Linked DNA regions of Homo sapiens: region 1 is linked to region 2. Evidence: chromatin loops called from intact Hi-C (ENCODE). Cell type or tissue: A673. All regions are shown on one strand. Links, peaks and the distances in the headings refer to the core of each region. The heading gives the core; the rest is flanking DNA.

What was found. Hi-C counts contacts between places; a loop is a spot of excess contacts. Peaks named below come from ENCODE experiments on the same cell type or tissue, not always from the same donor. Only the 100,000 strongest peaks of a DNase experiment are listed, where the experiment ranks them.
Region 1: a loop joins it to region 2, with 4 times the contacts of the local background. A loop is called at or near these places in 12 of 110 quality-filtered maps.

The regions. Positions count from the first base shown.
Region 1 is chr4:16,910,767-16,926,819 of GRCh38, reverse strand. No RefSeq gene overlaps it. Among named protein-coding and RNA genes, the nearest start is that of LDB2, 20 kb to the right of the region's middle. RefSeq lists an enhancer at 7,595-8,412 and a silencer at 9,963-10,042. In A673, for the core only: a CTCF peak has its summit at 9,882 (motif pointing right); a DNase peak (open chromatin) is centred at 9,889.
Region 2 is chr4:16,283,500-16,299,552 of GRCh38, reverse strand. LOC124900674 (a long non-coding RNA gene) reads right to left here and starts at 12,467. Exons shown (of 5, transcript XR_007058064.1): 1 at 11,699-12,467; 2 at 10,508-10,669. In A673, for the core only: a CTCF peak has its summit at 9,478 (motif pointing left); DNase peaks (open chromatin) are centred at 8,342, 9,152 and 9,452; H3K4me3 peaks cover 919 bases; H3K27ac peaks cover 1,239 bases.

The sequences.
Region 1 (16,053 bases), core at 8,615-11,114, 630 kb before region 2:
AGAGAGAGAGAAAGAAAGAAAGAAAGAAAAAGAAAGAAAAGAAAGAGAAACTAAGTAGGTGGAAGTGCTAGAGCAGGGACAAGAAAATTGTCACTGCAAAGCCAAAGGCCCCCCGATTTACTCTTCCTGGCTGCACTCAGAGGCTGGAGGCCAGGTGTGAGATCATCACAAAACACTGATTTCCAGCCCTTCTCATGTCCAATCCTGTCAGGTGGAGTGGGGGACTTTAGCACTATTTTTCAAAACCCCCAGGTGATTCAAACACAATTGGGTTTGCAAACAACTGAGCTAACCCAAGCAAAGGAAAAGTCAACCAAGTCAATCCAGATGGGCAGGAAGGGGATGAGCTAAATCTAAGACCAGGCACTAAACTTCTCAGCAGCCTAGCAAGGGTGCACAGAGGAAACCTCCCTACTTTGAAGAATCCCTTTGATGTGTCTAATACATAATTAGAGAGATACCACTGCTTCAACGGTAAAGAGATCCTACACAGCAAAGCTGCTGAGAAAGAACAAATTAAATTCAGTGTTGCCCAGCACTGGTGTGTAGAACAGATGGAAAGGGCAGCACCCAGCTGCACCTTGCTGGAGAGGGAGGCATCCACACCTGTAAGCCCTCTGCTACCTATTCTCCTGTAGTCTTTAGGGGAGAGCTGTGAGTATACATTCAGAAGTTGCTTGGGAATTTTAGCAGGCAACAAAGACCATGTACTGTGGGTGAAAGCAAATTATTAAATAACAAAAAAACAATCCAAGCTGCAATCTACCAGGTTTCTAGGGCACTCAGTGTAACATGGGAGTTCTGTTGGACCCTACTGAAGCAATAGGTGTGTTGCTTTCCTTAAAGACGGACGACACCATGTCCTAATATTATGAACTCCAACTTTTTTTTTTTCCTGTAAACTCTTACCAACTCTATCACTCAGCACCTGAAGCTTCAAATAATTGACTTGTGGAAATGAAGACATAAACAGAATTTAGCTTCTTCTGCTCCAAATCACATGCACCCATAGCCTTAATTCCTTCTTATGGAGCTCTTGGTACACATTTGAGTCCAAGCTTCTAAGTTTATCGATAAACTGAGTGTCTGCAAAAGCAATTGTTTGTGAAATATCAAGAGTTGTAGATAACAATTATAAAGGCCAGTAAAATTCAAATGTAAAACAATCAATCAGCAAATATTAAACACCTAGTGTATATTTTTCTACTTTTTCCCCCATGGCAAATTTCACTATCTAACTTACTAATAATTCACTCATTTATTAAGCATATTGTTTGTCTTTCTCCTCTTGCGCTAGGACGTAGGCTTGTTTGCGTGTTGAAGATTGTCCCAAGTCCTAGCTCAGTGCCCTGTGTGTAGTCACTCAGAACTACTTATTGGATGAATTCATGAATAAAAGTTAAACAGGTTCTGGATTTCAGGTTCTGGATTTCCATGAACAAAATGAGCTAAGCCTTGATTTATAAATCCAAATTATAATTTCTGGCTTAATGCAACCCCTTTTGTATTAATAGGAAACACCAGAAGTTAGCTGAACATTGGGTGGTTGGTAGGTCCTGTCAGGGAGCAAATGAACATCAGCAGTCAGCATGGTTAGAAAAGAAAGCAAACTAGTCCGATGCTCTTGAAGGCTATTTTCATCTAGTAGAGATGTTGGGATGCTGCAAACTTTTTTTTTTTCCACTTTGGGATTTTTCTGTTTAGATCATTGGAATCATTTTACTTCATTTGCAAACAACTGAGTGAAGGTATTGTGATGTGTGACCATTAGGATAACAATTTTAGAATCAGAGATGCAGAGATTGACTTTAGACTGTAGATTGTAGGGAGGAAAGATTTCTTTCCTCACCCCTCTGTAGGTTCATGGCTGAGGCACCTGTAACAAAAGACAGATTAACAAGAGAAAAACATATAAATTTATTTCACAATGCAAACAAATAGTTTTCCTTTGCTACTCTGAATCTGGAAAGAAAAGGACAAGAAGCTTTTACCTTCCTTTCCCCACTGGAAACTACAGACAGTGGGGAGTGTCTGTAGTATCCAGGAGTTTTTAACGTTCCTCACCCCACTGGGAACTACAGACAGTAGGGAGTGTCTGTAGTATCCAGGAGTGCTGACCTTGGGAAGAATTCTTCCCTTTTTTTTTGGCATTTTGTTCATTGTCCCGGGATCTCATCTGCAGGATTAAAAGTGACCAGAAAAGTCTCAGCTGTTCTACCTGGGGTGTGAGGAACAAACTCGGGGGAGGCAGAAGAAATATCTTTCTTTACTATCACAGGGTTCATGGCTGGGGTCCCTATAACAAAAGACAGATTAGCAAGAGAAAATCATATACATTTATTTAATGTAAGTTTTACATGACATGGAAGCCTTCAGAAATAAAGACCCAAGGAACAGGAAATCTGTATGTTTTTATGCTAAGTTTGATGAAGTGGATAGTTGTAGAGAAGTGTGATTGGACAATAGGGGTATAATCTAATGGTAATAAACCAGGGGAAACTTAACAAAGCTTGTTTATACAGACTCTTCTCTGTGTCCTTGTGTCTTAGAGATAAGGACATTTCTTTCCTCTGGGTATAGGGAGGGTACCTCTGAGATGAGGGTCCTATGACCTGCTTTGGAGGAAGGTCAGAGAATTCTTTTATAATCTGTAGCAGAAGACACGGGCAGGGGAAGGCCAGAGAGACCTTCCTGCTTCTGCTGTTTTCTCAAATGCCAAGGTGCCATATTTTGGGGTAGCATCCTAAATCCCATCAAGACTGTAACCTCCTAAACAGCAGAGACCCATTTTTGGTAGGCCTACCACACAGAGGGCACTTCCATATACAGTTGTCAAGACAAACCTCATAACTTGCCCCCAGTTTATAAATAGAAGGGTCAAGATTTGAAACCAAGTTCATTCCCTTTCCACTGTCCAGGAGGATAATCATCAGGACGGCTGGAATTTTCTGAGTGTTGTCTTTGTAGCAGCCAGTTCCAAACACCTTATATTTCAAGTTTGTGGGGAGAAGGAATTTGAATCCAGCCTGTCTCTCTTCAGAGTCAAGACTCTTTATTGTTAAAGTTGTATTTTAGTGTCCCTGAGATTGGTTTTTATGCATAGAAAACACTATTTAGAAGTTGTATTTGGGTCTAAACAACTAGTATTCAATGCATCAAAGTTACAGATTCATGAAACCTAGCTCTTTCCTAGGATTTTAGCTTCATTTTGAAGTTTTTGCTTTACTTATAAATCTAGCAAATGTTAGCAATTTTTTGTTTATTTTTGTTAGCAATCTTTTTGTTGATCAGTTGACATTTTTTATTATTTTATTTTGAAAAATGTCAGACATACACAGAATGAATAACATAATAAACCCACATGTATCCATCATTCAGTTTCAATGATTATCAGTCAACTAATGGACAGTTTCTTCCATCCATACTTCTACTCACTTCCCTTTCTCTTATTATTAGAAAGCTAATTGGCATTATCCTATCATTTCACACATAAATACTTTAATATGTATGTAAGAAAGACAAGAACTCATAAAAACATAGCCCCTATTTTATTACTTTACATAAAATAGCAGTCAATTTTCAATATCAAGTTTACAGTGTTACTCAATTTTTCAATTGTTTCGTAAATGTCACTCTTGTAAAAACATTTTATTTGTTTGCATGAGAATTCAAATAAGATCCATATATTGTGATTGTTTAATAGGTATTTTAAATTTATTTTAATCTATAGGTTGTTTCTTCTCTCTCTCTATCTCTCTTTGCTACAATTTGTTTATTGAAGAAAATGGGTTATTTGTCCACAGTCCTTTCTTTACAGGAATAATAAAATTTATATTTTGCATAATTATTTAATTGCATTATTTCACAATACACACACAATAGTCTCTGAATGACAGCATCAACTTTGCCATAAACAATAGGAAGATTTTTGAAAGTTTACATATTTGAGGGACAGTTCTTTTTGTCCTTAGTGTGTATCCTACCCACCAGGGATAAATAGTCAAATTATTGTGACTTACAGTCATTCGGAATTATTTTTCTTTTTGTGGATTTGACACAAACTATATATACAGTGAAATTCATCTGTTTCATTTTACTTTTTATTAGTAATAATAGATTTTTAAATTTAATTTGTTTTAAACATATGTAAATTTTTGGCATAGTTCCCAAGACAATCAAAAAACAAAGCCAAATCTTAAAAAATAGACCCCAAATAGGTGACTATTTTCTTTTTATTTTAGGGCTTATTCTTTAATTATTTGCTTTTTATTAATATAAGCAAGTATATGCATATATCAGACTCCCTTTATTTAAGAAAACACAGTATTCACACTTTTCTTACCTTGCTTTTTAAATATAACAATTGATCCTATTACTCTATAGTATATATTGATAGAGCTATTCCTTATTTTTTATATAAATCTGCATGTGATTACATTGTGTGAATGTGCCAGGGTTTATTTGACCAATCTTCTTCTGATGGACACTTCGGTCATTTCCATGTTTTTGCTATTATAAGTAATGCTGCAATAAACAGCCTTGATGCTATTCCTTTTCCTCCCTCCCTCCCTCCCTCCCTCCCTTCCTTCCTTCCTTCCTTTATAAGTAATCCTGCAATAAATAGCTTTGATACTATTCTTTTCCCTCCCTCCCTCCCTCCTTCCCTCCCTCCCTCCCTCCCTTCCTTCCTTCCTTGCTTTTAGCTAGGGTATTTGTAAAATATATTCCTAGAAATTGGATCGAATCGAAATTTAAATGCACATATCTACCTATCTATCTATATTTATATATATAGATATTGACAAATTCTCTTCTGTAAGAGTTTTACAACTTTGCATTTCTAGCAGCAATATATGAAAGTGTCTACTCGCCTAAAGTCAAACCTATAGAATTTTTGCCAAATTAATAAGAAAGCTTGGATTTTGCTACTTAATGAATGAGAAATGGTATCCTAATCTGAAGTAGATTTCTTTAATTATAAATTGAGCATGTCTACAAAAGTAATCATATAATTTTTCTCTTTTGGTTTATTAATATGGTGCCTTATACAAATACAACCTCTGATATTGAACCACCTTTGCATTCCTCAAAAACAAAAGTATCCATGGTTACAATGTTTATTTTAGTTTTTTTTTTTTTTTTTTTTTTTTTTTTTCCTGAGATGGAGTCTCACTCTGTTGCTCAGGCTGGAGTGCAATGGCGCTATCTCAGCTCACTGCAAGCTCTGCCTCCCGGGTTCACACCATTCTCCTGCCTCAGCCTCCCGAGTAGCTGGGACCACAGGTGCCAGCCACCACACCCGGCTAATTTTTTTTTGTATTTTTAGTAGAGACAGGGTTTCACCGTGTTAGCCAGGATGGTCTCGATCTTCTGACCTCATGATCCGCCCACCTCCGCCTCCCAAAGTGCTGGGATTACAGGCGTGAGCCACCATGCCCGGCCTATTTTAATTTTTTTAATACTTTTCTTTTAAGGTTAGGATTGTTTATTTCTTTAATGCGCTATTGGGTTATGTTTGCTAATATTTTATTAAAGATTTTTGCATAAATATTCAGTAGTGTGAATGGTCTGTATGTAGTTTTCTTTTTTGACACAATTTTGTCAACTTATACCAATGTTATATTCACTTTATAAATCCATTTAGAATTTCTCCTTATTTTTATCATTTATTCTTTAATATCATATGAAAAATGCATATTCATTGAGAAGCCCTTTTAGCATTCCAATGAACTGAGGTTGCCTATCTACTAAGGAAGGCAGGTAACATCTCAGTTAACTGTATAAAAGAGACTGTCGCCGGGTGCGGTGGCTCATGCCTGTAATCTCAACACTTTGGGAGGCCAAGGCGGACGGATCAAGAGGTCAGGAAATCGAGACCATCCTGGCTAACAGAGTGAAACCCCGTTTTTACTAAAAATACAAAAAATTAGCCGGGCGTGGTGGCAGGCGTCTGTAGTCCCAGCTACTTGGGAGGCTGAGGCAGGAGAATGGCGTGAACCCGGAAGGCGGAGCTTGCAGTGAGCGGAGGTCACGCCATTGCACTCCAGCCTCGTCAACAGAGAGACTCCATTTCAAATAAATAAATAAATAAAAATAAAGACTTTGTCTATGAATGAGGCTTAATGCTGCAGACAACTGGTCAGACTCTCAGAGCTATTTTTCCTCATTACAGAAGATTGGATGGCACATAGCATATGCTCAAAGATGTTCGATATTATGATAAGATGACAAAAGGAACATAAGCCTGATGAAAATCATGAATCCTAAATTAAAATCAGTACATGTGGTCTGGCAACAGGATACGATATTTGAAACTGGGACTATCCCAGAAACCCCCAGATGTACAGTTATGGCTCCTATAGACTCCCTAATGTTTAATTGAAGTTAACCATTTGTCCACATGAAAAGAGAGGAGGAAAGAAATGAACTAACCCTGAGAGTATTTACTATGTGTGAAGCTATATCCTAAGGGCTTTTCTCCCTTGATCTTATTTAATCCAAACTAAGAACCCTTAAGAGTAGTTATTAGTTATTATCACTAGATTCAGGTGAAGAAACTAAAGCTTAGCATAGTTCAAGTAACTTTTTAAAAGTAATTGTCAAATTCATGAGATAAGAAAGTGACAGAAAGGAAACCAAAAAGAAACTGGGACTGTTGGTTACAGAACCTACTTTTAACTACTACACAAGGAATCTTTTCTTTTCTGAGTTTATTAGGGGTAGTATACCTTAGTAGCAAAAAGTTAAAAAAATAAAAATAAGACAAAAAGAAATGAAAATAGTATGAAATTTCACCTTTTGAGAAAATGTTTCAAATGCCTTCTTCCAGGACATTTCTTGTCTAAATTCATTCATATAAATATGCACATATAAATGTTTATGTGTGTGTGTGTATATATATATATATATATATATACACACACACATATATATTTTAGCAAAGATGGGCAAAAAAGCTATAAATACACGTAGAATTTTGTTAACTTTTTAAAAAAATTGTAGAATTTTCAAGTTTTCAAGATTCTGCTTTTTAAATTTTAATAACACAATTTCCCTTCTTGCTCAGAAGGAAAACTTGATCACCTTTTTTGTGGACTCTGATGGCTGGCTTTGATTCCTCTGCCATGCCACTGCTTCTTAAGAGGTTGTACACCCCAGGCGCAGTGGCTCACGCCTGTAATCCCAGTACTTTGGGAGACTGAGGCGGGAGGATCACGAGGTCAGGAGTTCGAGACAGCCTGGCCAACATGGTGAAACCCCGTCTCTACTAAAGACAGAAAAAAAAAATTAGCCAGGTGTGGTGGAGTGCGCCTGTAATCCCAGAAATACGGGAAGCTGAGGCCGGAGAACCGAGAACCGCTTGAACCTGGGAGGCAGAGGTTGCAGTGAGCCGAGATTGCACCATTGCCCTCCAGCCTGGGCTACAGGGCAAGACTCATCTCAAAAAAAGAAAAAAAAAAAAAAGAGGTTGTATATATTTTATACGTAAGAGTGGGCGAAAAAAGGGTTGCGGAAGGATAAAGGAAACAGTCCCTGGCAAATGTAGGTAGTCAATAAATGTTTGCTAACTGAATTAAAGAATGCATGCTAAGTTCGATCTTCTTATATTTAAATGCAATTATTTCATCTTTGTAGCAAGTAATAAAGGATTGCAAGTTTCTGGGGGTGGGGCCACTTTCACTCCTGTCCCCGTGAAGAGACCACCTAACAGGCTTTGTATGAGCAACAAGGCTGTTTATTTCATCTGGGTGCAGGCGGGCTGAGTCCGAAAAGAGAGTCAGCAAAGGGAGATGAGGTGGGGCCATATTATAGGATTTGGGTAGGTAAAGGAAAATTACAGTCAAAGGGGGTTCTCTGGCGGGCAGGGGCAAGGTGGGGAGGGGGTGTCACAAGTTGCTCAGCGGGGGAGCTTTTAAGCCAGGATGAGCCAGGAGAAGGAATTTCACAAGGTAATGTCATCAGTTAAGGCAGGAACAGGCCATTTTCACTTCTTTTGTCATTCTTCAGTTACTTCAGGCCATCTGGATGTGTACTTGCAGGTCACAGGGGATGTGATGGCTTAGCTTGGGCTCAGAGGCCTGACAGCCACTACTAAGAAATGATTGTAATTATATTATTGCCTCCACTGGCTCCACTATTGAAAGTGAAATGATGAAGGAGTTCAACAGCTCACGTATGAGGAAGTATATTTTAGGGGCCTTTTTGTGCTTCCTTTCCTCCCCACCTCTTACTCAGCTAATGATCTAATGGTAGGAAAGCAGGCAAAGGCCATAAGCAGGCAAGTTCAGAATAGAAAAATATACAGATGAATGATTGTCATGAAAATACTTAATCTCACTTATAGTCAAAGAAATGTCAGTTATTACAAAATACATAACTGTGAAATTATTGTATATGTGCATTATACATTTTGGTGGACACTGACAAATTGTCTTCCAAAAGGACAGGACCCATTCACACTCTTCCCCAGTGATTACTATGGCCATTCCTCTACTTCTCTGACAGACGTGAATTTTTTCTGTTATTAATCTAACAGAAACCAGCATTTTATGTTGATTTTCATTTTCTTGATTATAAGTGAGGTTGAATGTCTTTCCATATTCTCAGTGGTGATTTGTACTGTGTGAATTGTTGGTTTATATCTAATGTTCATTTTCTATAGGATTGTTTTCATTTTCCTATTGAGATATACATTTTAAAAAAATTAAGGCTATTAATCTTTATTCATTTATTTTGCAAATATTGCCACCAAATGTTTTATTTATCTCTTAACTTGGCTCACTGTGTTATACAAACGATAATTTCATTGCCATAATTATCAATTCTTTCTCCATTGACTTCCAGGTCTTATGCTTGACTTTGGAATATATTTCCCATAGAGATTTTTTTCCCATTGCAATATTATCAGAATATCCTTCTTTGGCTGGGCGCGGTGGCTCCCGCTTGTAATCCCAGCACTTTGGGAGGCCGAGGCGGGTGGATCACGAGGTCAGGAGATCGAGACCACGGTGAAACCCCATCTCTACTAACAATATAAAAAATTAGCCGGGCGAGGTGGCTGGCGCCTGTAATCCCAGCTACTCGGAGAGGCTGAGGCAGGAGAATGGCGTGAACCCGGGAGGCGGAGCTTGCAGTGAGCTGAGATCGCGCCACTGCACTCCAGCACTCCAGCCTGGGTGACAGAGCGAGACTCTGTCTCAAAAAAAAAAAAAAAAAAAGAATATCCTTCTTTAAATATCCTCCCCGCCTTTTTTTTTTTTTTTTTTTTTTTTTGACAGAGTTTCCTTCTTATTGTCCAGGCTGGAGTGCAATGGTGTGATCTTGGCTCACTGCAACCTCTGCCTCCCAGATTCAAGCGATTCTCCTGCCTCAGCCTCCCAGGAAGATGGGATTTCAGGCGTGCACTACCACCCTCGGCTAATTTTGTATTTTTAGTAGAGACAGAGTTTCACCACGTTGGTGAATTCCATGAAGAACTAATAAAATATGGCTGTGCAATGAAGAAAGTGGGTTTCTGTAGATTGGGTCATTAGGGAAGACTCCGATGAAGAGGTGGTGTTTAAGCTGAAACCTGAATAATGATCAGAAGGTAGGCTTAGAGTCTGGGCAAAAGAGAATCCCAGAGAGTAAAAAGCAAGTACAAAGACCTTAAAGGGAATTCTAGTTTGGCGTATTTGAAGTCAGAAGGAAGGCGGTAGAACTGGGAAGAGGAAAGACATGGACGTGCTCAGAGATGTACACAGGGTCCAATAGTGAGTGGCCTCACAGAGACTGGTAGATAGCTAGGGTTTATTCTAAGTGATAAGGAGACATTGGAGAACTTTAAACAAGGACACCCTGTGGTGTGATTTAGAATTTACATTCGTATGCTTGCCCTCCCTGAGGCTGCCACTAGAGGGAGACAGGAGGCGCTGAGGCAGTCACAACGCAAGCTCCCCAGGTACCGCCCCTGCTCAAGGGAAATCACCGTGCATTCAGGCCATTACCTGCTATAAGGGCAGGGAATGTACAGGAGGGAAACCGGCTGTTCTGACTGGGGAAAGAGGGCCGGAACTTTGTGTCGTTTTTAAAAAGGCGGGTTATCAATGGATCTGCTCATGTCATCTCTTTGATTTTGTTTGTTTTCATTGTTTGATTCTAAATAAGCAATCATACTCCAGATATGAGGGTCGGCGTGCCACTTTCTGTTGTCCATATACTGACCACACCAATCTGTAGGGCCATTGTCCCCTCCCCATTGAGTGATGATCTAGTTCCCAAAGCAGGATTCTCCGGACCAATCTCACAGCCCCCTCCCCAAAACCCACAGCCTGAATCTTGGGAAATTGTTCAATTTCACCATAACCTTAAGCAGAGTCCTATAAATAACTAAAATGTATGGCTCAAATTCTTCTGCAGTAAACACACTGGAAAGAAAAATGTGCAGTCAAACCAAGTTCCAGTAGATGAGGAGCTTATTTTTTAAACTAGGGAAACTAACACATTGAAATTCACATAAAGCAAAATAATTGGGATTGTGCCTTAGAGTTTAGCATAGCAGGGGTTGAAGGAAACAAGCTGGTATGAAGACCTCAGCAGCAAAAGAGAAACGTCTTCAACATTTTAGGCTCAGAAGAATATCTTCCTCACAAGGGAATGTGGTGTAAGATCTGGGTCACTGACCATGTTGACTACTGAAGCTTGACACATTGTGGAATTCTAAGACAACCGTGTTGCCATTTACATGGTGAATAAAAGGGATTCCAAAATTTTTAACTTGTTTGAGGAAACACACTGCTGTAATAAATACTCCAAAGGCAAAATTAATGTCATTCAGCGACTGAGAGAGCGGTGGTAACCCACTTACTCCCTGAACTAGAAAAGTAAATGACAACCGCAAGTTTTATCTTTAAATAAAGCAAATATAAATGAGTATTTTTCTGTTAAACATCACTCGAAATGTTTGTGCCAAACATAAAAAATAAGTGTGTGTATAGGATTTATACACACACTTATCTTTTATGGCACCATGTTGTGTGACTTAGAATTTACATTTGCGTAAATTTTGGACTTAAAGAAAAGTTGCAAAAATAGTACAGAGAGTTGCTGTATGCTCTTCACCAAGCTTCACCTAATGTTAACATCTTACACAGTCATGATACGTGATTTAGTTAATGCTCACCATTTATTCTATACAAGCCTTCAGTGACTGGATAATGCCCACCCACATTGGGAAAGGCCATCTGCGCTACTCAGTCCACTAACTCGAATGCTAATCTCTTCCAGAAACACTCTCACCAACACACCCAGAAATAATGCTTAATCAGATACATGGGCATTCCATGGCCGTCAAGTTGACATAGAATTAACAATCGCAAGTCCACCCCTTGTCAACTTGGCACCCACACACATCCTCTTAAATCATACTTATTCTCCAAATAAACAGAATTAAAAGGTCAAAATTCCACCAAATGTTATACAACTATCATGTGTAAAACCAGAAATGCACTAACCCCTTCCACAGAGGAGGAAATAAAGTCCTTGAGTGATGTTAACTCTTCTGCTTGATATTTTATGACTTATAAATTATGATGTAGTTAATAATATTAAATACTATATTATAAAGTCAACACATCTTATAATATGTGATAAGAAAATAAGAAAGGGAAGAAAACAACGTTTGCTTAATGCACACATACACACACACAGACATACTCGTAACAAAATAAGGAAGAAATACTCATGACAATGACAGCCTTCATTTCTGTAACTGGTCACATGGCTGTAGCCAGTGTTTATAATGACCTTTTTCCACTACCCATTCTGTATTCCTCTTGCCTTCAGCAAACACCTCAGCTGGCTGTGGTTCTTTACCTGTTGGGGTGGCCCAAACTTTCATTTATGAAGGTCCTGAGCTATTTGTAGTCCTTCCTGGATTGGGTCACTCTTCATGGACATTAATCACAGGGCATGGTGACACTAAGAGACATGCTAAGGAATCTCCTACATTCCATACATCCATAGTGGAGTAGCAGTTCAGTTTCCCCTTGGAAGTCAGGATCACTCACTCCAGGCAGTACAAAAACTCCTTTCTTTGCCTGTTGATTGATTTGGAGTCCTGAGGAGCCCTAAATGGCTGGAAGTCTTAACTTCCAGTTCAAAAGAATCATTTTTGTGTCTCCTGATGGAAGAACTTCTCCCTTTGGAACTAAGACCTCTAGGCCAGCAGAGAAGAGGTTGCAGGAACAGGAAGCAAAAATTTTGCTAGTGGGTCCCTAAAGGTAATAGTGAATGGTGACACTCTCATTTCTACCCTTTGATTCCTGGACCCATGAATCCTGGCTATAGGAGGAACAGTACTATATACTGGATGCTGACTGAGAGACTTACATAGTCTTTTAGAAAGCCTTGCCCCAGCCCTGCCTGGTACTGCCACCTAGCTGACATTGTTACTGAGTTTTCAACAGGCCATTTCACTGATCTATCAGTGCAGCTGCTAGAGGATGGTGGGGAACATGGTAAGACCAGTGAATTCCATGAACATGCACCCAGTACCACACTTTCTTCTGAAGTGAGTTCCTTGATCAGAAGAAATACTCTATAGAATGCCATGACGATGGATAAGGCATTCTGTAAGTCCATGGATGGTAATTTTGGCAGCAGCATTGCAGCAGAAAAGACATATTCATCTCCAGAGTAAGCATCTATTCCATTAAGAATGAAACACTGCCCCTTCCATGGTGGAAATTGTCCAATGTAATCAACCTGCCACAAGGTGATAAGCTGATCACCTCAAGGAATGGTGCCATATTGAGGACTCAGTGTTGGTCTCTACTGCTGGCAGATTGGGCTCCCAGCAGAGGCCATAATCAGATTGGCCTTGGTGAGTGGAAGTCCATGTTGCTGAGTCCATGCATAGCCTCCATCCCTGACACCATGGTCACTTTGTACATGAGCCTATTGGGTGAAGATAGGGTTGCCTGGGAAGAGAGGCTGACTGGTACTCACAGACTGGATCACCCTATCTACTTGATTATTAAAACCCTCATCTGCTGGGGTCACCCTTTGATGAGCATTCACGTGGAACTAACATATCTGCATGTTTTATGCCCACTCAAAGAGGTCTATCCACATATCTCTTTCCCAGATTTCCTTGTCACCAGTTTTCCAACCACGATCTCTTTAAGTCCCCGATCATCCAGCCAAACCAATAGATGCAGCCCATGAAGTGTATATAATCGCATATCTGGCTGTTACTTCTTCCTGGCAAAAAAAAAAAACCCAGATGCATTGCTTAAAATTCTGCCCACTGGAAGGATTTCCATCTACCACTGTCCTTCAGGATGCCCCAGGAAAGAGCTGTGGTGCTGCAGCTGTCCACATTCAGTGGTGCCTGCACATGATGCAGAACCATCGGTAAACCTGTTCCAAGCCTTCTCTTTCTCTGTCAACTGATTGTAGGGGACCCCCCATGAGGTCATAAGTCCAAAATGGAAAAGAGAAAGCAGTGTAGCAGAACTGGCGACCATGGCATTTGGGACACTTCATGTAAATTACTTGTGCCTTCACGACCTGCTCAGACCCCATCATGTATACACCATTTCCATTGGATAATGGAGTGTTGCTGTGCACGCCTCCATTTATAGCTTGATAGGCCAGCTAACACTCAATTCCTTGTGGTCAACTCAGGTCCCATGGTGACTTGCTGGCTCATGGTTCAGTCTCTACTAAGGCCTGGTAGCAGGCCAAGGGCTATTTCTCAAAACAAGTGTAGTTAACCACAGTGGATGGCAGGTCTTGCTTCAAAATCCCGAGGGCCTGTGCTGTGATCCACCTAATGGGCCTGCTAAAGCTCCAGACAGCATTCCTTGCCCATCTGCCACGGAGACACCAAGCACTATTGAATCTGCTGGATCGTATGGTCCAAGTGGCAGAGCAGGTTGCACAGCAGCCAAGACCTGCTGCAGAGACTTCTCTTGTTCTGTGCCCCTCAAATTAGCAGCTTTTTGGTTCACCCAGTAAATGAGTTGGACTAATGCACCCAAATGAGAAATATACTGCCTCCAAACTCCATAGAGGCCTATCAGGCATTGTGTCTCCTTTTCACTTGCAGGTGTGGGGCCAGATGCATCAAAGCGTTCTCTGCCTTAGAAGGGAAATCTCCATGTAGCCCCACAACACCAGCCTCCCCTTGAGTGAATTGAAGAGCCATGACTCTCTGATTCTATGATTCAAGTTAGACTTTTGTTCGCTCAACCTAGAATTTGCTTATATACATTAAGTAAGAATTCAGTGGGTTTCCTGTCTATTTCACTTCTAGGAACAGCATGATCAATTAGTCAGCCCCACAGGTCAGTGTGAGTCAGACTGCTCTGAGGGCTGCTTTGACTCTGCTGTGCCAGACAGTGACCACGTTCACCTGGCCTCGGGTGGTTGATGCTGCCGTGTGGACCCTGCCACCCCAGGATCCAATTACACCCATTGCATTTAGGTTTCCCAATTCAGTAACTGAAGTTCCGCTGTAAGGCCTGCGCTGTATAGAAAAACAACTGTGGGATGATTTTCCAAGGATGCTGGGGCTCCTCACATAAGTTTATTTCTCACAGTTGTGGTGGTAGGGTCTTAGGACCCTTCCAGTGTGAGTGAGTCGGTTTTAAATGGTGAATCCACCCTAACATTCCATCTCCCTAAGCTTTGAATCCCTTTTTCTACTTTATTTATTTATTTATTTATTTATTTATTTATTTATTTATTTTTTGAGACAGAGTCTCACTCTGTCACCCACGCTGGAGTGCAGTGGTGCAATCTCGGTTCACTGCAAGCTCTGCCTCCCGGGTTCACGCCATTCTCCTGCCTCAGCCTCCCGAGTAGCTGGGACTACAGGCGCCCGCCACCACGCCCGGCTAATTTTTTTTATATTTTTAGTAGAGACAGGGTTTCACTGTGTTAGCCAGGATGGTCTCGATCTCCTGACATCTTGATCTGCCCGCCTCAGCCTCCCAAAGTGCTGGGATTACAGGCGTGTGCCACCGCACCCAGCCCCTTTTTCTACTTTAAATCAAAATGGCTTTGACATTTCCAGCTCAGTTACCATGGCCCACCCTTTGGTCCATGTTCCAACCAACCAACCAAACGGCCAAACTGCTAGAGCCCTTTCTAACTCCTTGAGCTGCAGCATTAAATGCAGAATCTCTCGGTGAGTCCATACCAATAAATTCAGCCCAATCCAACTTTAAGTTTCTTCCACCATTATTCCATCCCTTACTATGCGTTCCCACACATGTTCTGGATTTCTGTCCTTGTCATTAGAAAACTCAAGTCTTTCTTTTGGAGTGCAGTGCACCTCCTCAGGGGTCACACTGTGTCCCTCAACTGTAGAGCTGCTGGGACTTACTTCTGGTTACAGGTCTAGAAGCAAACAGGAACTATGGGATGGCTCCTAAGGAGACTCAGCATTGTCCTGCACAGCAACTGCCTCAGAGAGGCCATCCAGTTTCCTTGGGAATGCGGGGTGAGGCCCTTCAACCTGCTGACCCAGTCTACCAATTCAAATGGTAGTGTCATCCAGAAACACCTGCACTGCACAGACACATTCAGAATAATGTTTGATCAACCGTCTGGGCACCCAGTGGCCCAGTCAAGTTGACACATAATATTAACCATCACCATTTCCAACACTTGCCTAGCAGATGTGATGCATTGTGGTGACAACAAATGTTTACCCATTTCAAGTGAACATATGGGCCATTGTGTCCATAGAATATTGATTGGTTTTGATATTAATTTGTCACTGATGACATATTTCGCAGCATGTTGCATGTTTTGAAAAGTTTGCTACATATTAGTAAGTGCATCCAGACCTAGTTTGTCAAGATGTGCTAAGTACACGATACTCTGTGGGTGCAAGTTTCCAGGCATAGGGCTCAGAACCTCTTACTCCAGTTAATGAATCAAAGAAAAGGTTGAATTATAGGTTAGGGAGTCAAGGAAAGCATGCTCAAGAAGTGGCATTTATGGGCCGGGTGGGATGGCTCATGCCTGTAATCCCAGCACTTTGAGAGGCCGAGGTGAGCA
Region 2 (16,053 bases), core at 8,107-10,606:
TTTTAGGTGGATTAGGAATAGGAAATAGAAAAAATTTTATTTTACCTTCATCTATTCCTTCTCTGTCACTCTTCCTTTCTTTATGTAGATCCAAGTCACTGAACTATATCATTTTTCTTCTCCCTGCAGAATATATTTTAACATTTGTTGCAAGAGAGTTCTGCTAATAATGAATTTCCTGTCTTTGTTTAAGAAATTCTTTATTCCTCCTTTCTTTTTTCAGAATTATTTCATTGGATATAGAATCCTAGATTGGTGGATTTTTCTTTCAACACTTTATTTATTTATTTATTTATCTTGAGACGGAGATTCACACTGTCACCCAGGCTGGAGTGCAGTGGTGCAATCTTGGCTCACTGCAACCTCCACCTCCTGGGTTCAAGTGATTCTCCTGCCTCAGCCTACCAAGTAGCTGAGATTACAGGCAACTGCCACCAGGCCCAGCTAATTTTTTTGTATTTTTAGTAGAGATGGGGTTTCACTATGTTGGGCAGGCTGGTCTCGAACTCCTGACCTCATGATCTGCCCACCTTGGCCTCCCAAGTTGCTGGGATTACTGGCGTGAGCCACTGCGCCTGGCCTCTTTCAACACTTTAAACAGACAACCCACAAAATGGGAGAAAATTTTCACAACCTACTCATCTGACAAAGGGCTAATATCCAGAATCTACAATGAACTCAAACAAATTTACAAGAAAAAAACAACCCCATCAAAAAGTGGGCAAAGGACATGAACAGACACTTCTCAAAAGAAGACATTTATGCAGCCAAAAAACACCACATGAAAAAATGCTCACCATCACTGGCCATCAGAGAAATGCAAATCAAAACCACAATGAGATATCATCTCACACCAGTTAGAATGGCAATCATTAAAAAGTCAGGAAACAACAGGTGCTGGAGAGGATGTGGAGAAATAGGAACACTTTTACACTGTTGGTGGGACTGTAAACTAGTTCAACCATTGTGGAAGTCAGTGTGGCGATTCCTCAGGGATCTAGAACTAGAAATACCATTTGACCCAGCCATCCCATTACTGGGTATATACCCAAAGGACTATAAATCACGCTGCTATAAAGACACATGCACACGTATGTTTATTGTGGCACTACTCACAATAGCAAAGACTTGGAACCAACCCAAATGTCCAACAATGATAGACTGGATTAAGAAAATGTGGCACATATACACCATGGAATACTATGCAACCATAAAAAAAAGATGAGTTCATGTCCTTTGTAGGGACATGGATGAAATTGGAAATCATCATTCTCAGTAAACTATCGCAAGAACAAAAAACCAAACACCGCATATTCTCACTCATAGGTGGGAATTGAACAATGAGAACACATGGACACAGGAAGGGGAACATCACACTCTAGGGACTGTTGTGGGGTGGGGGGAGGGGGAGGGATAGCATTGGGAGATATACCTAATGCTAGATGACGAGTTAGTGGGTGCAGCGCACCAGCATGGCACATGTATACATATGTAACTAACCTGCACATTGTGCACATGTACCCTAAAACTTAAAGTATAATAATAAAAAAAAGAAAGAAAAAAAAATCTATAAAAAATAAATAAATAAATAAATAAATAAATAAATATGTCATTGTACTCTCTTCTTCCTTGCATGCTTTCTGATAAGAAGTCTGATGTAAATCTTATCCTCACTTCTCCTATAGATGAGGTGCTTTTTTCCCCTGACTTCTTTCAAGATTTTCTCTACATCTGTGCTTTTCTGCAGTTTGAATATGATATACATAGGTGTAGACTTTTTGATATTTATCCTGCTTGATATTTTCTGAGCTTTCTGGATCTGTAGTTTGATGTCTGTCATTAATTTTGGAAAGTTCTTGGACATGATTACTTTACATATATTTTCTGCTCTATTCTCCCTTTCTTTGCCTTCTTGCATTTCCACCACACAGAAGTTATACCTATTGTCACTGCTCCACATTCTCTTGTAGCTGTAGCTGCTGACAATTCAGATTCCTCTAGTGTCATTCTTTTTGTCTTCCCTCTTAACTTTGGCCTTCCCTGTATGCTCTTCCTCAGAGAGAGTGCCTTGCAGTTCTTTCAGCTGCAATCCACCGTGATACTGCATCCTTGTTGGTGGGGTCACCAGATATCAGCGAGAGAGAGCATCTTACCATCTTCTGATTAAAACTCAGACTTTTCTTGTGCCTGGGTCTTGGGATCATGACCTTCACAAGTATTTCTTCCATGATATAAATTTCTGCCATGCCCCTTGGCATCCCTCTCTGGCCTCAGCATTCCAACTCTATTTCCTTGAAGCCCTGTCCTCTGATGACTATGAGTTTTCTTCTCCTCAGGAGGGACAGGAAAGCCAATGGGATCTGGAGTGGGGAGGAATTTCCTCATTCCAGCTAGAATAAGTTTCCATTAAAGTTATTTTTAGGAGAGCTGCCCTTCTTCACCAAGTAGGCTCTGAGCTTATTTCACAATAGTTACTCTCCCTTTCCACTGCCAGAGCCTCAAGGAGGTTTTTCTCAGTCTCCCCATCATGAGAACTCGATGTGGCTCCTAGAGGGAAGGCCCATTGAAAGTTTGGAGACCTCCACCAGTTTCCCATTCTCTCATTGTATCTCTGGTAATTCATTTAAATTACCACTTAGATATTCCCCAGTGTATGGCATTAGTAGCTTCCCTCTAGGTAAGCAAATCTCTGGATGCACCTGTCTCTCTACCGTGTTAAGCTGGCAGCTTGTTGTGCAATCACACTTCCCTGATGATTCCAGGAAAAGTCACTGATTTTCAATTTGTCCAGCTTTTCTTTTAAAGACGGGAATGATGGCTTCCTAGCTGTTTACATGCTTGAGCTAAAACTCAAAGTCCCTACTTAATGTTTTATATTTTCAAAATGTGCTTTTTTATTTTAATGGATTCTATTGAACATTCCTTATCCACAGAAATCTTCTTGAGTCTTATTTTGTTGTATTTTGTGATCGCCGTGACTCTGAAACTACTTTTTTCTTTTTTTTTTTGACAGAGTTTCACTCTTGCTGCCCAGGCTGGAGTGCAATGGTGCAATCCTGGCTCACTGCAACCTCCGTCTTCTGGGTTCAAGCAATTCTCCTGCCTCAGCCTCCCAAGTAGCTGGGATTACAGGCATGTGCCACCATGCCTGGCTAATTTTTGTATTTTTAGTAGAGACAGGGTTTCACCTTGTTGGTCAGGCTGGTCTTGAACTCCTGACCTCAGGTGATCCACCCACTTTGGCCTCCCAAAGTGCTGGGATTCAGGGGTGAGCCACCACACCCGGCCAACTCTGAAAGTTCTAAGCAGCAGACTTTTCCTAGCTCTGCAAAGAAATAACCAAAGAGCTCTTGGCCTCTAGCTAGACCACATACCTCTTGTTGCCTAGCTTGGAATTCCACACTGCTGCCCACTCCCTTTTGGAACCCATAGAACACTTACATGCAACATGCATCCTGGAAGTAAAAGAGAGTGGTGACCAGGGGACCATCTTTGACTAATGGAAGGAAAGAAGCCGATGGATAAATGTTTTTCTCTTTCATCTCCCAGGGACATAAGGATTTCAAAAGGCCCTCAGAACATCCTGGTGAGACCGAACTCCCACCCTCGCAGCAGAGGCCAGTTCAACAACTCATTCTTGTATCTGCTTCCTGATCTACTCCCAAATTTCTGCTCCCTGAAATCATTTTCCAGAGGATTAGCCCATATGAGAACCTTCGTCTTGGGCTTTGCTTTTGGAGAACCCAGGCTAAGATATAAGATTATTTAAAAGAAAAAATTTATAACATGTCTATAAATGGATAAAAACAGCCATTTGCCATTACAAAGATGAATTCTTCCCTTCCATGACTTTCCAAAACTTCTTTGCCTGTAAATATCTATTCCTCTTAGCTCATTCTTCCCATCCTTCTGCATTTTGATAGCACATTATCAGTTGCATAAAATTATCTGTTCTTACCCACCTCCCTCTATATTTTGAGAAATTTAGAAGATAAGAAAAGAAAAGAAAATGATGCCATTAAGGACTATTCCTTATACTCTTATGTTAACAAAAGATTAGCAAGTGTTGAAAGCAGTACTCAAAGTGTGGTTTATGGACAGATTATTGGCCTACAAACTGCTTTTTTAGTTTACAAACACTTAATAAGCTTGCTCCAAATGTAAATTAACTAAATCACTATATACAATATTACAACTGACATTAAAAACAAATTTATGACTTCTTCAATGAAGAAAGCAAGGCATTGATTTACATTGCTGTGTCAGACTCCTGATCTCAAGAAGTACTGTCTCTTTGAGTAACACTGGATTACAGGATTAGACAGTTATCAAAGTACTAACGGTGGACATTTCTTAGTATGCACTCAGTTCTAAGCACTCTTTCATAGGCCCTACTGATATTACCTCATTTAATTCTCAAAAAAAAACCTTGCATATGAGGTAGGTTATATTATTATTCTCACTTTATAGGTAGAGAGACTGACGCACAGTGAAGTTTAATAATTTTCCCAACATTACAGAGCTAGTAAGTGGTAGTGGCAGCCTCCCAGGTGACTGACCCCCAGTGGTCTTTGCCTCTTGGTATTTACTCCCTTGTGTAGTCAGCTCCCATAGTGTATTTGTGACCAAAGCACACACAAGTGATATTGTGTGATTTTCAAGGATAGATCATAACAGATATTGTTCCTTTTGCCTTGCTCTCTGGCATCAGCTACTTCAAGGAAGCCAGCTTCCACGTCATGACAACATTCATGCAGCACTATGGAAAGGCAAGAAACTGAGGCCTCTGTCAGCAGCCAGCACCAACTTGCAAGCCATGGGAGGGGGCATTCTTGGAAGAGAATCCTCCTGCTCACTCAAGTCTTCAGATGACTCCAGCTCTGGCTAACATCATGACTATGATCTCATGAGAGATGCTGAGTCAGAACCACCAAGCTTAGACACTTCTTCATTCCTGACCCACATGATATGTGCAAGATAATAAATTTTTATTGGTGTCTTCCATCTCTAAGTTTGGGGCTAGTTTCATATCCAACAATAGATAACTAAAATAGCAGTAGAAAATCTGGCTCCAGAGCCTGTTTTGTTAACTGCTATGTGTACTATCTCTCAACTGAGAGTTTATCTTGGGTATATGAAGAAGGATTAAAACAGAATTGAAGGTAGAGAAGGAAATGACTTCCTTCCTATGTGATGTTATTTAATGCCAATATTGTGTACCAGCTACCCAGCTACCATCGTCTCCACTAACACCAGCAGCATGCATTCAAAACTCTAAGAGAAGAAGAGTAGACAAGAGAGTATGGGATTTGAAAGAAGATAGTCCGGAATTGAATCCCAGTTCAGTTCCTTCACTCATTTTGGGTATTCCAAAAAAGAGGCCATAATAACCAGTGAGAAAAACAACTTGTAAAGCCCAGTCTCTCTGAGCACAGCTGAGAGCTGGCTATATATATTTATTTGGGATGTATGGAGTTCAGGGATTCATGGAATTTCTCAGAAGTAGGGGTACTTACAGATTGGGTAATATTTAGCTGTATGCCTGAGTGACAGTCTTGCTGATTGGATGACTTTCAGCAGTGTTTGTGCTGATGCAAAATAGCTAATGACCAATTAGGAAAAGTTTAAAACCATGTCTGGCAATTGTTTCAAGGCCAAAGAACAATGAGCCCTTTCCTAAGAAGATAGGAACTTTCTGTTCTTCCTTAAGCCATTTCCCTTCAATGTTCTTACCTGTAAAATGGGGAGAATACAGACAACTATTTATCAAGGGCCTACTATGATACTTGCCACACGCTAATCAACTCAGCCATTGTATGGCAGCAGCTGCCATAAACCATAAGTACACAAATGTATGTGGCTGTATTCCAATAAAACTTTATTTACAAAAATAGGCAGCAGGCAGGATGTGGCCAGTGGGCAGTAGTCTGCCAGTTCTGCTCCAGGTTATCTTTAGTCCCAGCTGTGGCCTGCTCTTCTGCCTCTCCTAGCTTCTAGCTCTGCTGTCCCATTGATCTGTATTACACTTTCCCCTTTCCTTAAATGCTTTTCTTCTACTGATGTGTTAGCTTTCAGTAAAGCATTACCTCATCAGGAGAAAGTGCTGTCCACACCTTTAGACTATTACAGGCCCCCCTGCTGTGTGCTCCCAAATGCATTTCCTCTTTCGCCACCTTCATCTCACTTTGTTATAATTATTTATTTCCATGTCTTTCTTCCCTGCTAAACTGTGAGCTCTGTGAAAGCAGGGATTGTTTGTCTCCCATGCCATTTGATCACAGGGCTTAGCACAATTCCTGACACATAGTAGGCATTTGGTAAATACAAAGGAAAAGAATGAATAAGCACGATTTTACAGAGAACATCTAAGATAAACTTTGGCTACTGTACACTTGTGTCTACCTATTTTACAATTTTTCCTAAAACCACCTTGTTCCCAAGAAATGGATTCTTCACTTCATATATTTTCAAGCTCACAGGCCATTTTGCCTCTATTTTACAGCGTAAGAATTTTGAAATGAGGAAACATCAGTGAAATCCATGTTTAAGGCACTTTTATTCTCATGCCACTATTTCCCTGCAATGGTGACCTTTAAATTTAGCCTGAGTATAAGTGGGGTTGTCAGAACATCAGGTTACATTATGTTATTCAGCTATTTGTGCCTTTTAAAGACGATGTAAGTTCCAACATAGACCGCACAGCGGGAAAGTTACCCTGATGATATTCTGGAAACTGCCGCAGCCAGGATCACATCCGGAAGTGGGTCAGTATTCAAGAAGGCTCATGCTTCTTGGAAGTCACTTTTACTGGAAACAGGCCCACATTTATCCTTCCAGAAAATAAGTAACCTGTGGCTCGTGCATGGCCTTTCTTCTTCAGGCAGATTGGAGAGAGGATTGTGTTTGAAAGAAAAGAATGGAAATGTGCCTGCAGCACTTATTTTTCTCCTTCAGGGTGGCGTGTGGAGCTGTGTGCTTGGACCTGCAGTGAACGGTGTAGTCACTGATTTTTCCACCTAATCTGGGGTTCAGAGGACTCCGGGCTGGTACTGGTCCTCCACAATTCCTCCTAGATGTAAACCAGCCCCCCGACCTTTTTTGCAGCTGTTTGACTAGCTGAGCCCACTTCCTCATTGATAAACAGCTTTGATAAATAGGTTGAACTAAACAGCTCCCAGAGACACTTCCAGCTCTGGTCATGCAATTGATTTCTTCAGGATGCTTTCAGAGACACATCAGGGCAAGAAGCATGGGGCATGGGGTGAACGGAGGAGGGAGAGGGGATCCAGCTTTGAATGGTAAGGCAGGGCTTCTCCACTTCTTGTTGCATTGCCATGAAACAATGACCTCTCGCTGTGCTCCCAGTCCCAAAGAATAAGCTGTAAGCTGATGTATGAGAAGAAAGATCCGAAGGAGATGCATAGACACATAGAAATCACAAATAATAATAATAATAATAAAACCTAATACAATGCCTAACTTGCTCCTTAGCTCCTTAGAAAACTGCAATGTGGCACTAGACAAAAGACACCTTCCTGGGCTTTACCCCAACCCAGTCCAGTTTAAATGACAATGGACCTGCACACTTTAATAGTTTTTAAAGCCCATTGCCTATAGACAGGCAGGATAATCTAGTAACAATGAGAAACATCATCAGGCACTAAGTTCTAGCACTGTTCTGATTGCTGTAAAGGTATTAGGTAGAGTCATATGCAGCGGCTGTTTTTCTAGGCCAAAAATGGATAAACACCAGCAATTTCATATTTCTATCTAAGATTAACTCTTTTGATTTTTACAACAATCTTCTAAACACTGTTGTTGTCTTTTGTTATGAGCTCTAGATGGGTTTTTAACTCAGCTCTGCTACTCTGGTCAAATGTGCCTTCGTTTTCTCCCATGTAAAATGAGACTAATAATACTGCTTGCTTCATAGGGTTATCACGAGGACTAAATGAGTGAATAAATGTAACAGTGCCTGACACATAAGTGCTAAATAAACATCGGTCATTATCATTAGCTTTACGTAAAGTGACGTTAAGGTCTCCTTCATTCTAGAAATACTTTGTGCAGTGGCATTTCATGTTTTTTTTTTTTTTTTTCCTACCAGGCACTTATTTCTTCTTCTCTTCTAAAATAGCATCCCAATTTCCCTTTCAGGGAACTTGTCCCCCTGGCTGACTATCAGCCAGGGATCCTTGCCTCCCCTCACTATGGCGTATACATGTACCCTGAGGTTAGCCAGCCTCTCTCCTGTGTCCTGTATTTTCCAAAGCCACATTATTCTGCTCTTCCTGTGATTCTGAAGCTCTTCTGTGTCCTTCCAATAAATTCCTTTTTTATTGCCCATGAACAATGGGCACGTGGAGGAAATACGGAAGGTAATTTAGCAGATTGTTGGCAAGTTAAGTTAGCAAGATAAGTGGTTTCTATTGTTGCAACTAAATATCTTTAAAATATATATCATTGGAAATAGACATTGTAATGTTCTTTTTATGAATAATGAAACCAGCTAACATTTACTGATTCTCTGTCTAGACTTTTACTATGTGGTTATGTTTAACACACTTCTGCGACAGTAAGCGCCATTAACCCCATTTTGCAGAGAAGAAAATTGAAGACTTAGATTCCTCTGCCAGCTTGTCCTGCTTGTGTGTCCTTGAGCAAGTCTCTGAACATATCCAAGGTCTCAGTGTCCTGATATGTGAAGTGGGGTTGGTGACCTTTCCCACGCACAGGGTGGTTTTGAGAATCAAGCAAGATGATGAACGTATAAAAGCTCTTTGTAAACTATATAGTTACATGCCATATACGGGTAAGATTGCATTATGATTCTCTTTGACAAAAGGACACATTTTAACTCCTGTGTCTTGGTGCCTAATTTAAGCCATTTGTTGTTCTTTCTGCATAATAATAATAATAACAAATAAATAATGCATGTTTCAAAGTGAAAGCCCTAGCTAACACACTCCCCAGAATGAGATTCTTTTTCTTGGAAGCAACACTACACCTATGTGGATTTCCTGGGTGCTTTATGTTCTTGCCAGGCTAATCATGGCTGAAACTTGTGTTCTCTGCTTTTCTGATCAAACTTAGAGTCCTTCTCTCTCTTTTCCCTTTATTTCCCTCCTGTCTTTCCCAATCTCGAAGCTCCCCAAGGACCAATAAATTCCGGCATTGACTACACACAGCCTTCTAAGGGTTTTCAGTATATTAGAAATAAGATCCAACTTCCTGTATTGAAACCAGAATTTAAATGAAGGTTTTCCAAACTCTACTGAGGATTATATAAAGAGTAAGCAGGAATCATAAAAATTAGGAATATTATTTTCAAATGCCAGGGTTTTTAATAGACAAATAAGGTATGGGATCAGGCTGCAGTATATTAGCAAAAGATAGAGAAAAACGAATGAACGAGAAACATTTCACTGTGAAAACCAGATGAATATTCTTATTGGCCCACAGTGCCATCTTGTGGATCATTTTTAAATAGGGCTTTGTTTTCAGTTGTGATTGCATTTGTTTGACTGTTCCTAATCATGTAAAGCATCCATTAAAGTCTGCAAATGATTTCCAGGTAACCCAAGAGAACATAGATGAACACACCTGGTGGAACTCATCTGTTTATTGATATCTCATCCTCCTTAGGCACAGTTGGCCTGTCATTCCATGCTTTAAATAACTTCTCTCTTTGCCCTCTGTAATAGTAGATGTTCATGGTTCTCTCTGGCCATTTTCTTCCAGCCTTCACCAAATCTACTTTATCTATGTAACTCCTAAGGTATGTTCTTTGCCTTCTCTTTCTAGATGTAGTGGTTATGCACCTTGTCACAGGTTTTGTAACCCATAGAAAACCAATGGTCACCCATGGTCCACGGACATTCTTTCCAGAAAAAGACACTCAGATGACTGTGCCCCTCCTGGCACACACACTCTGATAGAAACAGAACACACACTCTTACACACTTGCACACACCTACACTCACATACATGCTCACACATTTCAGCCAACAATTTCAGGGGGGTTCACAAAGTTCCTGGTTCCATGTTTAGAACCTTTGCTTGACAGTACTTCCTTCAGTGATGTTATGGAATCCTAGACTTGTAACTATCACACCTATGAAGAGGTATCTCAGATGCCAGGTTCTTTTCTATATCCAGTCCTTTGTTTCCAACCGCCCTCACTATTTCTGATGTAAACATCCTGCCCTTCCCTATGGCTAACGCTGTAGCCATGTTGATCTCCTCTCAAGAAACACTTCTGGGCACGTTCAAATTCTGTTCACTCTCCAAGCCCCGGTTCATATACTACCATCTCTGGGAAGTCAATCTCTAATCAGAGAGAATTAAACTTTCCCTTTGTGATCTCTTAGACTATTTTTTTAAGTTTTCACATTAAATATTTCAGACTTTCTACTGTTTATAATTGCCTGAGTAGATAGGTTCTTAAGGAAAGAAAACATGTCTGGTTTCATTTTGCAGCTTCTATCATAACAAGAGAGGGGCTTACCTTGTAGCTTGTAGCTTTTCCTTTAAAGTCTTTGAGATTGGAAGACTTGGTTTAATTTCTCACTTTAGACCTTAACGTGTGACTGTGAGCAAGGTAGTTAAGCTTTCCAAGACTCAGTTCTTCATCTGTACACAGGGATCCGATGGTTCCTATATGTGGGGTCTGTGGGAGGATTCAATGAGTCAAGGTATGTAATGCACTTTGCATGTTTCCTGGCACACAGCTGGGGATCAAAACATGTTTCTTGAATAATAGGACCCTCAGAAAAGGAAAAGAAGCTGAGGTCACTCTCTCCAAAAAATGTATTCCCATGATTTTGAAATCAAGGAGTTTGTCCTTTATTTCTGTAGGAGTGATTAGGATGTCCCTAAATGTTAGAAACTCAGTTAACAGCAGAGAAACAAGATGAATCAGCAGTTTGCTCTAATAGATCCAATCTTTGAAACCTTTCAATCAGCATTGGGATGGCAACCCAAGTAATTTTTTTAAGTATTATTTTATTTAGGCCTGTGTGGCTGGCTTTTCAGTCTGGGCTGACCATTAGCAAGAGCAATCTGCAGCTGGTTTCGGTCTCCTGGCACTAGTGGTTTTCACAGCAACAGCAAGTTGTCTGTGGTGCAGTAGAAAGAGCACTGAAGTTGGAGGTAGAGGGTCTGACCCAAAGGATACCCTTGTTCCTCCAAACCACATAGCCTGGAGAATAAATATGGACTTCTGCTGCTCATTGAGGTGCGCATGACTATTGATATAAATTATTTTATGTCCTCCAGCATGATATTTTGTGCAAAAAAACACTATTTTTGTAAGTTTATATTTTTAATTAAAACCTGTTTAGTTTACAACTTAAAAAATATTATCTTCCCGGTTTCTGCCATATTGCTTGCCAGCCCACTCCCCAGAGTGTTGATCCAGTTAACAACGGGCTAGATCACATTTCCCACAGCTCCCACAGGCTGAGAGGTGAAGCTTATTGTTTCTCCCTCTCCAACCCTGCCATCCTTGTTGAACTAAATATCCTCCAACAATATGATTTTCATTAATCTGATAGATGTACTGTGGGGTCATGTTGCCATTTAACTTGGGAATTTCTATGGTTATGAGAGATGTTGAACTTTTCTCCTAAGCTATTTAAATTTCCCATTCTATGACTCCCCTACTTATGTCCTTTGATGACAGAGTTGGCTTTCTTACCTTTTTCTTGTTGGTTTGCAGGAGTACTTTGTATATTCTAGGTATTAATCCCATTCAAAAATTCTCCTATTTTTTTCATTAGATTGTAGCTGTATGTTTCACATTGAAGTCTCTAATTATCTAAAAGTTCCTCCCTTGACCAGCCTGGAAAACAGAGTGAGACATCATCTCTACTAAAAAATACAAAAATTAGCCAGACATGGTGGCGTATGCCTTGGTCCCAGCTACTCAGGAAGCTGAGGTGAGAGGGTCGCTTGAACCTGAAGGTGGAGACTACAGTGAGCCGTGATCGTGCCACTGCACTCCAGTCTGGGTGACAGAATGAAACCCTGTCTGAAAAATAAAAGAAATAAATGAAAGATCCTCTCCTTGCTTATGGAATAAGATGAAGATCTCACTTTATTTTTCTCCTTAATATGAGTCTATTTCCCAATATCAACTTCTTAACAATCTGTCCTTGAGCCACCGACTTGTCTTGCCACCTCTATCATATATCAATTCCTAGATATATATGGATCTGCTTCTGAATTTCCTGTTCCATTTCATTGTGATAGTTGAATGTTCCTGTGATAGTACTGTTTTTGTTTCCATGGTTTTGTAGTATATCTTCATATCTGCTAAGAAATTCTCTTTCATTTTCTCTTCTTTTTAAAAATTAACTTAGCTATTCATGGACTTTTAGTATTAACCACAAATTTGAGATAAGTCTTAAGTTTATTTTTAAAATGCTGATGTTTATAAACTGCATTAATTTCTAAATTATTGGTTTTTGTTTTTGTTTTGTTTTGTTTTTGAGACGGAGTCTCGCACCGTCGCCCAGGCTGCAGTGCACTGGCGCGATTTCGGCTCACTGCAGCCTCCACCTCCCAGGTTCAAGCGATTCTCCTGCCTCAGCCTCCTGAGTAGCTGAAATTACAGGTGCCTGCCACCACGCCTGGCTAATTTTTTTGCATTTTTATTAGAGACGGGGTTTCACTATGTTGGCCAGGCTGGTCTTGAATTCCTGACCTCGTGATCCACCCACCTCGGACTCCCAAAGTGCTGGGATTACAGGCATGAGCCACCGTGCCCAGCCAAATTAATTTTTAAAGAACTGACTCTATTACAATTTTAGGTCATTCCACCCATTAACATAATGGCATTTTCATATATTCAAGTCTTTGTCTATTTCCTTTAATAAAGCTTTAAATTATGATCTGTAAAGCTCTTATATTTTGTTAAGTAAATTCTTAAATATGCTAGAGATTTATTGCTGTTGTAAATGTTATGTTATTTTCCATTATATGTTCTAGTTTGATGTTGCTGGTATAGAGAAACACTATTATCATTTGATACAGTCTCTGCAAATATTACTGATATGTCTTATTAATTCTAGTTCATGACGGTTTGAGTTTTGTGTAGATTATCATATCATCTTCAATTATGTTACTCTTCTCATCCTTTCCAGTCTTTAAATTTTATTTCTCTTGGCTGACAGTAGCACCCAAGACCTCCAAAGCCAAAACCACATTCACAGTAGCAGTAATAAAAGGTTGCATTCTATTTTCCTGATCTAATGAGAATGATCAAAGATTTTACCATTAAAGATCATCCTACAGTAAGGTTTAGGTATGGATATTTTATCAAGTTTAAGAAATTCCCTGCTAGTCTGAATTTGCTAAGAGGTTTTAACATAAATATATTTTGAATTTTATCAGATATTTTAATCTACTAATCATACAATTATTCTTATTTAGACCATTTATTTGGATACCTAGTTAATTTTCATTAATATTTCTCATGTGCTAAAAGAAAATGTCATCAGTTAGGATTTTTTTGCTTATATATCTGTTATCAAGTTGTCTTCTGCATGAAAGTCATTCATTCTACTTTCAAAGTGTTTACCCTTAACTATTAAGACCTATACTTGTGTTTATTTTTCTATATGGGTCTCTAAAACTTAGCATTAACTCTACGTTTCTCCAAACAGTACAAAGACCCTAATTATCTTCATTCCTTCTCCTTTTTTTTTTTTTTTTTGGTTTGATAAGAGTCCACTGTTTCCATTATAGACTTCTCACATCCTAATTTTCAAGTTGGTTATTCTTTGCAAGTGCTTGTTCTGGCCTTTATTACAAATTCCCTTGACTACTCCTTTGAGATATTTACTATATCTATTTAGATATTTTTAATATGCTCCATTCATTCTACTGCATCTAGTAAATATGAATGGCTTCACCATATCATCTCTACCAGGAGAGGCAAAAGTTCAGCTCCTGGTTTCCCTCCTGTAAGTCTGAGGAGAATGGATCCTGCCTCAGGACATTGGGCCTCTAGGATTACTTATTTATCTTGGTATTGTCCACTTGCCACTTCTACCAGCAACATTGACCTTTGCTAGCACTGCTTTAACAAGGTACCACCAACAGAATGGTTTAAACAGTATATTGTCCCATAGTTCTGGAGGCAAGAAGTCCGAGATCAAGGTGTCAGAAGACTTGTTTCATTCTGAGGGATGTGAGGAAGAACTGGTTCCAGTTCTCCCCTAGCTTCTGGTGGTTTGCTGGTGTATTAGTTCATTTTCACACTGCTGATAAAGACATACCCACGACTAGGCAATTTACAAAAGAAAGAACTTACAGTGACTGGGGAGGCCTCACAATCATGGCAGAAGGTGAAAAGCATGTCTCACATGGCAGCAGATAAGAGAAGAAGAGCTTGTGCAGGAAAACTCCTATTTTATAAACCATCAAATCTCATGAGACTTATTCACTACCAAAAGACATATTCACTACCACAAGACAGCATAGGAAAGACCTGCTCCCATGATTAAATTACGTCCCACAGGGTCCCTCCCATAAGACATGGGAATTTAAGATGAGATTTGTGTGGGGACACAGAGCCAAACCATATCATTCTTCCCCTGGCCTTTTCATGTCCTCACATTTCAAAACCAATCATGCCTCCCCAACAGTCCTCCAAAGTCTTAACTCATTTCAGCATTAACTCAAAAGTCCGTAGTCCAAAATCTCATCCAAGACAAGGCAAGTCCCTTCCTCCTATGAGCCTGTAAAACCAAAATCAAGTTAGTTACTTCCTAGATACAATGGGGGTACAGGCATTGGGTAAATACAGCTGTTCCAAACGGGAGAAATTGGCCAAAACAAAGGGGATACAGACCCCATGCAAGTCAGAAATTCAGCAGAGCAGTCAAATCTTAAAGCTCCACATGGTCTCCTTTGACTCCATGTCTGATATCCAGGTCATGCTGATGTAAAAGATGGGTTCCCATGGTCTCAGGCAGTTCCACCCCTGTGGCTTTGCAGGGTACAGCCTCCCTCTTCACTGCTTTCACGGGCTGGCATTGAGTGTCTGTGGCTTTTCCAGGTGCACAGTGCAAGCTGTTGGTGTATCCAGGTGTTTTCATACATCCTCTGAAATCTAGGCAGAGGTTCCCAAACCTCAATTCTCCACTTCTGTGTACCCACACCACATGGAATCTGACAAATCTTGGGACTTGCACCCTCTGAAGCCATGGCCTGAGCTGTACCTTGCCCCCTTTTAGTCATGGCTAGAGTGGGTGGGATGCAAGACACTAAGTTCTTAGGCTGCAAACAGCACGAAGACCCTGGGCCTAGCCCACGAAACCATTTTTTCCTCCTAGGCCTCCGGGCCTGTGATGGGAGGGGCTGCCATGAAGACCTCTGACATGTCCTGGAGACATTTTCCCTAATGTCTTTGGGATTAACATTTGGCTTCTTGTTACTTATGCAAAATTTTGTAGCAGGCTTGAATTTCTCTTGAAATGGGATTTTCTTCTCTATCACGTTGTCAGGCTGCAAATTTTCCAAACTTTTATGCTCTGCTTCCCTTATAATACTGAATACCTTTAACAGCACCCAAGACTCCTTTTGAATGCTTTGCTGCTTAGAAATTTCTTCTGCAAGATACCCTAAATCATCTCTCTCAAGTTTAAAGTACCACAAATCTCTAGGGCAGGGGCAAAATGCCAATAGTTTCTTTGCTAAAAGATAACAAGAGTTTTGCTCTTTGTAACAAAGTTGTTTGCTCCAGTTTCCAACAATATCTCCATCTGAGATCACCTCAGCTTGGACCTTATAGTTCATATCAATCATCTCCATCTGAGATCACCTCAGCTTGATCCTTATAGTTCATATCACTATCAGCATTTTGATCAAAGCCATTCAACACATCTCTAGGAAGTTCCAAACTTTCCCACATTTTCCTGTCTTCTTCTGAGCCCTCCAAACTGTTCCAACTTCTGCCTGTTATGCAGTTCCAAAGTCGCTTCCACATTTTTGGGAATCTTTTCAGCAGCACCCCACTCTACTCATACCATTTTAGCGTATTAGTCC